Linked DNA regions of Homo sapiens: all the other regions are linked to region 3. The links are chromatin contacts, found by Hi-C or POLR2A ChIA-PET in ENCODE. All regions are on one chromosome and are shown on one strand. The core of a region is the stretch at or near the end of the contact, and the rest is flanking DNA. Distances in the headings are between cores, read along the strand shown.

What was found. Hi-C counts contacts between places; a loop is a spot of excess contacts on that map. ChIA-PET counts read pairs that join two places held with the same protein, here RNA polymerase II (POLR2A). Pooled maps may share reads with other maps.
Region 1: a loop to region 3 is called in a map of gastrocnemius medialis, with 6 times the contacts of the local background. The contact joins two enhancer-like sites. A Hi-C loop is called at or near these places in 1 of 168 maps with a recorded cell type or tissue (gastrocnemius medialis) and 6 of 50 pooled maps. POLR2A ChIA-PET finds 5 or more read pairs at or near these places in 1 of 52 experiments (Panc1).
Region 2: a loop to region 3 is called in a map of naive thymus-derived CD4-positive, alpha-beta T cell, with 3 times the contacts of the local background. The contact joins the promoter of COPG1 here to the enhancer-like site in region 3. A Hi-C loop is called at or near these places in 1 of 168 maps with a recorded cell type or tissue (naive thymus-derived CD4-positive, alpha-beta T cell) and 8 of 50 pooled maps. POLR2A ChIA-PET finds 5 or more read pairs at or near these places in 1 of 52 experiments (Panc1).

Annotation. Positions count from the first base shown.
Region 1 is chr3:129,223,852-129,227,067 of GRCh38, reverse strand. No RefSeq gene overlaps it. Among named protein-coding and RNA genes, the nearest start is that of COPG1, 24 kb to the left of the region's middle. Within about 2 kb of position 1,932, at least 37 of the 41 ENCODE cell types and tissues checked have a DNase peak (open chromatin) inside an H3K27ac peak, as active enhancers do; they include gastrocnemius medialis, where a contact is called at or near this core.
Region 2 is chr3:129,247,905-129,251,615 of GRCh38, reverse strand. COPG1 (coat protein complex I subunit gamma 1) reads right to left here and starts at 2,010. Exons shown (of 24, transcript NM_016128.4): 1 at 1,870-2,010; 2 at 882-934. The coding sequence starts at 1,906.
Region 3 is chr3:128,802,306-128,805,645 of GRCh38, reverse strand. The region is part of intron 3 of RAB7A (RAB7A, member RAS oncogene family); the gene reads right to left. Among named protein-coding and RNA genes, the nearest start is that of MIR12124, 43 kb to the left of the region's middle. RefSeq lists an enhancer at 1,123-1,242. Within about 2 kb of position 1,350, at least 14 of the 41 ENCODE cell types and tissues checked have a DNase peak (open chromatin) inside an H3K27ac peak, as active enhancers do; they include gastrocnemius medialis, where a contact is called at or near this core.

The DNA.
Region 1 (3,216 bases), core at 683-3,182, 420 kb before region 3:
GGGAGGGGCTCAGAAGGAGGTTAAAAAATATCGTAGCATTGGAGGACTAACAACCTGTTGCAGACACTCTGACACAACATACACACAATCAGATGTGGTGTCTTGAATTAGATTCAGGACCCTGTTACCCATTTCTAATTATAACTAACATTTGTTTTCACGTACACCATCCAACATAATCCTCACATCCAGCCAGGAAGAGACAGTCAAAGGGAGCAAACATTTGGGCAACCTACATGCTAAAGTGTGCTGTGGGCTTTCCTATGTGTTAATCTTGGTGAATCTTCCCCACAACTCTGCGAAGAAGGTTTTATTACTATCTCCATCTTACAGTGGATGATACAGGCTTAGAGTTGACACAAGAAATGGCAGAGCTGCAATTCCGCCCTGAGTCTTTTGATTCCAAGTCACAGGCTCTATCCACTCCCTGCTCTGGCTTTCCCACAGCAGGGCATGTCATGGGCGGGTGGCCAGCCTGCGCACTCTCCAAGAGCTTCCTCTCCATACAAGGGTGTGCATGAGTCAGAGACACGCTGGCAGGACTAAAAGAAGATGCTTATCATATTACCTTGAATTTGTCTTTCTTTATCCAACCATAACATCTGAAATACACTATGCGTGATAGGATATATATAAAATGTTTCTGTGTGTTTACTATACTTTTTCAAATTAACAATGGACTCCATTGTATTTTGTGGGATTTTTGTTGTTGTTGTTTTTAAGACAGGGTCTCAGGCCGGGCACGGTGGCTCATGCCTGTAATCCCAGCACTTTGGGAGGCTGAGGCGGGCAGATCATGAGGTCAGGAGTTCAAGACCAGCCTGGCCAACATGGTGAAACCCCATCTCTACTAAAAATACAAAAATTAGCTGGGCATGGTGGCACGTGCCTGTAATCCCAGCTACTTGGGAGGCTGAGGCAGGAGAATCGCTTGAACCCAGGAGGCAGAGGTTGCAGTGAGCCAAGACTGCGCCACTGCACTCCAGCCTGGCGACAGAGCGAGACCCCATCTCAAAAAAAAAAAAAAGACAGGTTCTCATTCTGTCACCTAGACTGGAGTGCAGTAGTATGATCTCTGCTCATAGGCTCAAGTGATCCCCCTACCTCAGCCTCCCCAGTAGCTGGGACTACAGGCATACACCATGCCTAGCTAACTTTTTTAAAAAAACAATTTTTGTAGAAATGGGGTATCACTTTGTTGCCAAGGCTGGTCTTGAACTTCTGGCTTCAACTGATCCTCCCGCCTCAGCCTACCTAAAATTGGGATTATAGGCATGAGCCACCATGACTGGCTAACTCCATTGTTTTAAATGTAGAGGTGCTTTACTTGAAAAGGTGACTAAAGGTTTAAAAAATGTATATTACTATTTTAAAATAAGCTTACCTGGCCAGGCACGGTGGCTCACACCTATAATCCCAGCACTTTGGGAGGCTGAAGGAGGATTGCTTGAGCCCAGAAGTTCAAGGCTGCAGTGAGCTATGATTGTGCCACTGCACTCCAGCCCAGGAGACAGACTGAGACCCTGTCTCTAAAAGCAATTCATAAATAAAATACAGCATACCAAAATTTTTAAGTTGTATTTACTATTTCTTCATATCAATAAACAAAATTAGAAGTAGCCCAAGTCTCTCTTACTCCCTGAGATGCCCTGCTCCAGCTGATTTGAACCATGTCAAGTCTAGGATTTACGTTGCTTTTTAAAATTGCAGGGAAATGATCTGCTTGGATTACGTTCAACTTGCAGTCCGTGTTTAGCCATGGCAAAAACAAACTCGAGGGCAGATAATACTCGTTTGGCTTGGCAGAGCTTGCAGAGGAAGTCCTGTGGCTTCCTTCCACGTCCCAGCTTGCTGCAGATCCTCCTTCCGGTGCCCAGTATGCAGTGGCTGCCAGCATGTCCCAGTGCCCTGCTGGCCCTAGGCTGGAGCTGTAACTGAGCAAGAGGCTGTGTCCTAAATAACTCTCACAGTCACCGAGGCTGATTACAATTCTTTCGCAACATAGTCTCTGATTTGCTTTCCAAAGGTCAGAAGCTTGAGCTAATGTGTTTCAGGGACAACCCAGTCAGCTTGTATTTAAAAAAGAGAATTTTTATAATTTGAAAAAGAAGATAGAGCATCCGGAAACTGAGAAAATAAATTAAAAGTTCGTTCCTCCCATTCTTGATGTGTATCTTTTTGGAACATAACAGGAAAGGAAATAAAAATTTTAAAACCCTCAACAGTCTCAGCATTCCTCCTTCAGTCCTCATCCATATAGGACTATAGTTTGATAACACTGTAATTGTAGCAGGATACAAATTTCTGTTCTGTCTTCTCTTCTGTAATAAATTCCAAAAAAGGAAACCTAGCTTTTTATGGGGTAGGAGTTACTTTTTATTCTAAAGGCAGTGCAATATTACATAAAGTTTGAGGAAATTGAAAAAAAATATTCATAAGCCTGTCATCCTTACTTAACAGCTTTTTTTTTTTTTTTTGAAACAAGGTTTGGATCTATTGCCCAGGCTGAAGTGCAGTGGTGTGATCTCGGCTCACTGCAACCTCCACCTCCTGGCCTCAAGTCATCCTCCCACCTCAACCTCCTGAGTAGCTGGGACTACAGGCACCTGCCACCATGCCCAGCTAATTTTTTGTATTTTTTTTTTTTTTTGTAGAGATGGGGTTTTGCCATGTTGCCCAAGCTGGTCTCCAACTCATGAGCTCAAGCAATCCATCCCCCTCGGTCTCCAAAGTGCTGGGATTATAGGCGTGAGCCACCATGCTCAGCCAATTTTTGCATTTTCTTTTATTCTTTTTTTTTTTTTTTTTTGAGACGGAGTCTCGCTGTGTCACCAGGCTGGAGGGCAATGGCACGATCTTGGCTCACTGCAACCTCTGCTTCCTGGATTCTCCTGCCTCAGCCTCCTGAGTAGCTGGGACTACAGGCGCGTGCCACCACGCCCAGCTAATTTTTGTATTTTTAGTAGAGACGGCATTTCACCATGTTGGCCAGGATGGTCTCTGTCTCTTAGAGACCTTGTGATCTGCCCACTTTGGCCTCCCAAAATGCTGGGATTACAGGTGTGAGCCACCATGCCTGGCCTAATTTTTGCATTTTATATCTACACTTTGTCCACTGCATCCATAGTTTGCATCTTTTACATAATAGAACTATTATGATTATTCCCCACAAGTATTCACAAGTATTTATTTTAAAAAGACTATATCCTAGCTTGT
Region 2 (3,711 bases), core at 761-3,260, 450 kb before region 3:
AGGATTCACACCATTCTCCTGCCTGGCCAACATCGTGAAACCTCATCTCTACTAAAAATATAAAAATCAGCCAGGCATAGTGGCGTGCGCCTGTAGTCCCGGCTACTTGGGAGGCTGAGACAGAAAAATTGCTTGAACCCAGGAGGCAGAGGTTGCAGTTGAGCCGAGATCGTGCCACTGCACTCCAGCCTGAGCAACAGAGTGAGACGCCTTCTAAAAAAAAATACATATATATATATATATAAAAAATATATATAATAAAAATAAACAAGTCATGCAAAATCTCTACCTGCATAATGGCCACAGTCTAGCTTAGGTGATAGTTTTAAACCAGTTTCCTTAGCTTTGGAATTAACTTTAAATAGAGAAATTTTTTAAATGTTTAAATAGAGAGGCCAGGCGCGGTGGCTCAAGCCTGTAATCCCAGCACTTTGGGAGGCCGAGGCGGGTGGATCACGAGGTCAGGAGATCAAGACCGTCCTGGCTAACGCGGTGAAACCCCGTCTCTACTAAAAATACAAAAAATTAGCCGGGTGTGGTGGCGGGCGTCTGTAGTCCCAGCTACTTGGGAGGCTGAGGCAGGAGAATGGCGTGAACCTGGAAGGCGGAGCTTGCAGTGAGCCGAGATCACGCCACTGCACTCCAGCCTGAGCGACAGAGCAAGACTCTGTCTCAGAAAAAAAAAAAAAAAAAAAAAAAAAAAGAAGTAAGCATAACTAACTCTCTCCAGAAACAAAGTTTTCCTGTCTTCCAGAAAACTTCCAGGCACAAGTTTTCTCCCGTGTTGCTCTTTAAAACAACACTTTGAATGTGTTGGTATTTCAGTTGCATTGGTGGTGAATATTTATGATGGAAGCTAGAGGGGAGCAAATGTCACTTGCCTCCTGGAGTACCGCACTCTTCTCAAGGTGCTGGAATGGGTTGGAGCCTCCACCTACGGTCAAGGACAATGGAGAAGGTAGGTTGTGACTCTGAACTTCAAAACTCTCCCAGACATAGGTAAAGGGAAGATGTCCCTTCCTAGGAAATCTAGTAAAGTTCAAACTCCTCAGGAATGGCAATCAAGCCTCTACAATCTGTCTAGGGATCCTACTAGTCTCCTGCAAGCAGGTGGGCTCCACTCTACCCCAAACCACTCACAATCTCCCAGCAGCCCTGGTACAGTCCTGTGCTTCTCATGGTGCCATGTCTTGTGTTCATTTATATAACTTGTAATTAACTAAGTCCCTATGTGCCAGGGACCACCATCTCGTTGTAACTAGTTCCTTCATAGCAGATGACACATTTGCAAATAATTACACGTGTGATTATCTGGTTGATGTCTGCCTCCTCCATCGTGGGTGCAACCATTCTAATATTCCTAGCTCAGGCACTGAGTGTCCCACTTGCTCTGTTGCAGTATCCAGGACACCGTACAGTACCTGGCATACAGTAACTGCTCAATATACTTTGCTGAATAAATGAATGATGGGGTCAGAGTTCCCAGTCACAGGACGCTGGCTCCGCAGGTTACACCCCAGTTTGGCCAGCACCAACGTAGCCCCAGCGAATCCCAAGAGGTTGGACGAAGAAAGTAACAAGAGAACATTCGGCATGGTCCCCTCCTTTGACAGATGGGTAAATTGAGGCCTGGGGGGGGGGGTGTTTGTCGCGCCCAAGGTCACCCAGAAAATTGCAGTCCGAGCTTACAAGAGTGAGACAGCCGCGCATGCTCGGGCTCTCCGAGGCCTGCCACTGACTAGCTGTGGACCCTGGCACAAGCCCCTGCCCCTCACTGGGCCTCAGCCTCCGGGTCAGGACAGAGAACCAGAAGGAAAGCTCGGCGGGTGGGGGTCCGGCCTCCCTCAGACCCAGGCCTGGCCCCCTCACCTGACTCCTCATCCTTCTTGTCGAATTTCTTCAACATAGTGGAGTCGGTGGGGCGCAATGCAGCAACGCAATGCTCGACGGGCGCGGCACGGAGTAGCGGTGCCACAGTGGTTCTACAGGGACCACTTCCGGGCCCCGACTGGCCACGTCGCCCAGCGCTCTGCGCAGGCGCATTCCGCGCTCTGCGCCTGCGCTCTTTCCGGTAGCCACAGCCTCGTCTAATGTTAACCTTAGCTCCGCCGGAGCGGGAGTGGGGAAAGCCAGACGGAGGGGCAAGGGCTAGGTGCAGGGGGGTACTGACTAGCATCCCAACTCTGCTCCCTACGCTTCTTTCCGTATACCAAGGGAGGAGGAGGAGCCCCTGCCTCGTTGCGTTGTGGCGTGAGTCTTTGTGGCTTTCGGGTGTGAGGTTGGTGGCACACACTGGCCCGCAGTAAACACCCAATTGATGTGACCGGTCTATGACTGTTATTGCCACCTTCCGAAGGAGCCTTGCCAGCCACTCACTCCTCGCTTTCAGATTCTTTCCCCTGCCTGATTTCCTCCTCAGCTCGAATCGCCATCTAACACTTTATTTTTACTTTCTGGCTTTTATTTGTTTATTTATTTCTCGTTCTGCTGCCCAGGCTGTGGTGCAGTTGTGCGATCCTGGCTCACTGCAGCCTACAGTTCCTGGGCTCAAGCGATCCTCCCACCTCAGCCTCCCGAGTAGAGCTGGGCGCACCACCCCCGACTAATTTTTTAATTTTTGTAGAGACGAGGTCTCACTATGATGTTGCCCAGTCTGGTCTTGAACTCGTGGCCTCAAGCGATCCTCCTTTCTCGACCTTCCAAAGTGCTGGGATTACAGCGGTGAGCCACTGCACCCGGCCACTTTCTTGCTCTTTTGTTTTTTTTTTTGTTATTTGCTTGTTTGTTTGTCTTTTATTCACTGCAGTGGATAATGTTGGCACATAGTAGTTGCTCAGTGAGTTCTCGTTGAATGAATGCGTGCAATTGCATTTTTAATTTATATCTGCCGGGCCCTATCTCGTCTGCTCCTGATGCAAATTGCCTTGTACATTATCAACCTTAAGAGATCTAACTAAACAGCATAGAACTTCTACGTTATTTTGTAAATACTTTGGATATTTATGGAGTGCCAACTAGATGCGCTGCCTACGCGGGGAGGTGGGGGGAAGGGCGTGGGAAGGAACGGAAAGGGGAAAATGACACATCACCCAGGGTTTATCTTCCTGGGGACCTATGCAGGACACCCTGAGGCTAAGGTAAGCACAGTGCATGCCAGTGAGCCAGATTGCATTGGCAATGGCAAAGTCGTGATGGCCAAGCGCTGCGACACGGCCCCAGCTTGCCTGGGGAGGGGAAGCCCGCAGGCCTGTGGGCAGGAGAAGGAGTGGGCTGTGGAGAGGAGAGGCAGGAGGCTGAGGCAGAGGCCCCAGGTGAAAAGGGTGACCGCAAAGCTGGAGGAAGGGAGATGTCAGAGGGGCCAGCCCTTAGGGTCTGGCTTTGCAGAGGCTAGGGCCAAGGACAACAGATCTTGTGACATGCAAAATTGTCAAGAGTCAGAAAGATGTTCAAAATGTCTGATCGGTAACCCCACCCCTAATCAGGAGGAAATTGTTCAAAAGAAGAAAATGAGGCCGGGCGCAGTGTCTCAAGCCTGTAATCCCAGCACTTTGGAAGGCTGAGGCAGGTGGATCACCTGAGGTCAGGAGTTTGAGAGCAGCCTGACCAACATGGTGAAACCCCATCTCTACTAAATACAAAAAAAAAAAAAATTAGCCTGGCGTGGTGGTGCATACCTGTAATCCCAGCTACTCGGGAGGCTGAGGCAGGAGA
Region 3 (3,340 bases), core at 101-2,600:
AACAACAAAAAAGATTAGCATGTTATATTTCATTTGTATTATACCTCAAAAAACAAAACAAATGAAAAACTCTTGACAAAAAGAGATCAAGAGAAAGACAATGAGAACACACACCAGAGTAAAGATTAAACCAGGTACTACCGCCCAGCTCTAAGCTGGTCACCTCATTCACTGCCATGCTAGATTTAAGAGCAAGGCTGGGTATACTTACTGCCCTAGATCCGTAACAGGCACTCAAACAGAGCCGGACGAACATGATAACAACTCAGATATAAGGATGAAGGGCAAAAAAGACAAATTTATTTCTAATGACTCCACTGCCTCTCGGCAGGCTAGGGCACTAAATGCTCCCTTGCCCAGATACAATAAACAAAGTCCACACATGTAGACTAAACAGGATCGGGACTGCTGGTGGTACTCATCCCTGTGCTCTCCTGGTTCTCCAATGTTCTACATGGAATATGTATGCATCTCTGTCAGTGGAGAAGTGACCCCATTCTCAAACAAACAAACAAACAAACAAACAAAAGAACACTTGGCATCCTCCCACACAGGAAGGAGTTCATGTCTTGTTCTAGTCATATGCGCGGAGGTTTTCTGTAGCTGAAATCCTAGACTGCACTCCTAGACTGCACATGTGATACTCTCCACATTCTCCCAAGTTCCTCCCCTCTACCCCGTCACGCACTAGGGCACTCTGGCAACAGCAGATGGGGTGACATGGGAGAGCAGGTTCACTGGACTTTACTGCTGCCCAACAGATTTAGTGAACCATCGATTCCTATTTTTAAGAAAATATTGCTGACAATTTCCTATCATTATAAACAACTCAGCAATGAACATTAGCATAGAGAGCTTTCTCTGTATGTCAAATGGCTTTTTTCAGATAGACTCCTACAAGCAAAATTACATAAGAACTCTGTTACTGTTAGGTGGAACCAATTCATCATCTGGAACTCAGATACACAGAGAAGGCAAAGTAATACATCAAAAAGAAGTCAACAAGTTGACGGGTTCCTAGAAAGTTACCAAAATTAATTTAACTTTGAATTTACAAAAGTAAAGGCCATATTTATCAAAACATCAACAAGTACAGTCCTATGGCTGACTGTGATTTTTAAATTTTTTAATATTTTAATTGAAATTGTTAACAGCGACCTGGGTTCTTGGAATCTTCCATGATAGAAATCAAGAGAGATCACCAGACACAATAGCAAAGAGAAAGTGAAAGTGTATTAGCTTATGCATAGTGAGCTAGCACTGCAAAAGGAAAGGGGCAGCTGTTCTCTGAAAGCAGTGTGGGAGTTAACTTTAAAGGGCTTTCCTGTGGGGAGGGGTGATGTCAGGATATGTATATAGGAGGGGTTTTTCTAGTGCATGCACAGTGGCTAAACATGCTTCTTCAGAAATTGCGTGTAGCACTAGCAGGTTAAATCTCCATCCTGGGTGTGACTTTTGGCATTAAAATGAGGAAAAGGTAACTATAAGTTGAAGTTGAAGTCTAACTGCACATGCTGGGGGCGGGGGGGGGCCCAGGGAGGTCCCTAGCCCCATGAAGCAGGAACTTGTGATAACAGTTTCTCGGGGTTTTTTGTTGCTGATTGTTTGGAAGTTAGGTAAGCTACAGCTTGAGTAAGGGGCTTTTATTCTTTTTCTCTAGACCACATCAAAACAGGAAACCAGCCAGCCTGCTTGTTTCAAAATGTTTTGTTTTCTCCATTTAAAATTATACCCTTATAACTGTCTACCCAATATTCTGATGTGACAAAAATTAACACTGTTATTTTTATCCGTTTTTTCCAAGAGTTAACCCTTCCCTCATTGCATTTTCTTCCTTCTTCACCACAAGTAAATGCTCCTGAAGAGATGCCTTACATAAACATTATCATCCTGTACAGCTTTTTGCAACTTGTCTTTTTTCATTCCCAAAAGTTAACAGTTATATAATATTCCACTGCTTTAATAGACTCACTTAGTTCCCCAGATCATTTGAGTTATTTGCAGTTTTTCACTCCCCATGCAAGGCTGCAATGATAACTCTCATTACAACTCTCTCATAATGTCCAGAGATAAGTTTCTCTAGGCCATACACTCAGACTCAGAACTCTGGATTGCTGCATATGTCTATGTTCAACACTGGGGAGCAGAGTGGCAGTTTCTACTGAAAAGGTTGTACTCATTACTACACTCCTACCATCAACCAGAGGCTGTTCCACTCCCTATATTCTAGCATCCACCAGGTTACCTACTGCTTGGATACTATTAGGCATTATCATCTTTGTCACCTGCTTGTGTGGTTTGTTCTTGTTAGTCTGGGAATCTTGTTATTTACATGTTTAATGTAATCTATTAATCAATCTTCAACATTTTATGATTTGTACTTTCTGTATTTTCAAATGCCAAAGGTGAAAAGTATTCACTATTTTCATTTTTTAAGTTTTCACTTTGTATTTTTTCCACCTTCAGGTCTTGAATCCTCTGGTTCCCCCAAGCTAGAATGTAAAGCCCTGTCCTGGTCCCACTTATTTACCCTACTGGCTGAGCGCAGTGGCTCATGCCTGTAATCCCAGGACTTTGGGAGGCCAAGGTAGGTGGATCACCTGAGGTCGGCAGTTCGAGACCAGCCTGGCCAACATGGTGAAACCCCGTTTCTACTAAAAATAAATACAAAAAATTAGCCAAGCGTGGTGGCAGGCGCCTGTAATCCCAGCTACTTGGGAGGCCGAGGCAGGAGAATTGCCTGAATCGGGGAGGCAGAGGTTGCAGTGAGCTGAGATCAGGCCACTGCACTCCAGCCTGGGCGACAGTGAGACTCCTGTCTCAAAAAAAATAAAAAATAGGCTGGGTGTGGTAGCTCACGCCTGTAATCCCAGCGCCGTGGGAGGCTGAGGCGGCCAGATCATGAGGTCAAGAGATCAAGACCATCCTGGCTAACATGGTGAAACCCCATCTCTACTAAGAATACAAAAAATTAGCTGGGCGTGGTGGCACACACCTGTAGTCCCAGCTACTCGGGAGGCTGAGGCAGAATTGCTTGAACCCAGGAGGCGGAGGTTGCAGTGAGCCAAGATCACGCCACTGCACTCCAGCCTGGGCGACAGAGTGAGACTCCATCTCAAAAATAAATAAATAAATACATACATACATAAATAAAATAAAATAAAATATGTACCCTACAACACCCTTCTCTCCATGTATTACCAGAGAGGTGCACCCTGTGCCCTCTGTTCCTGTGCTCTGTGTATTACTATACTAATATCACTGTTTAAACTACCACAAACTCACAATAAACTGTTCCCTGGAAATTTGTCATGCCTATTTGATTCCATCTAAGATACTA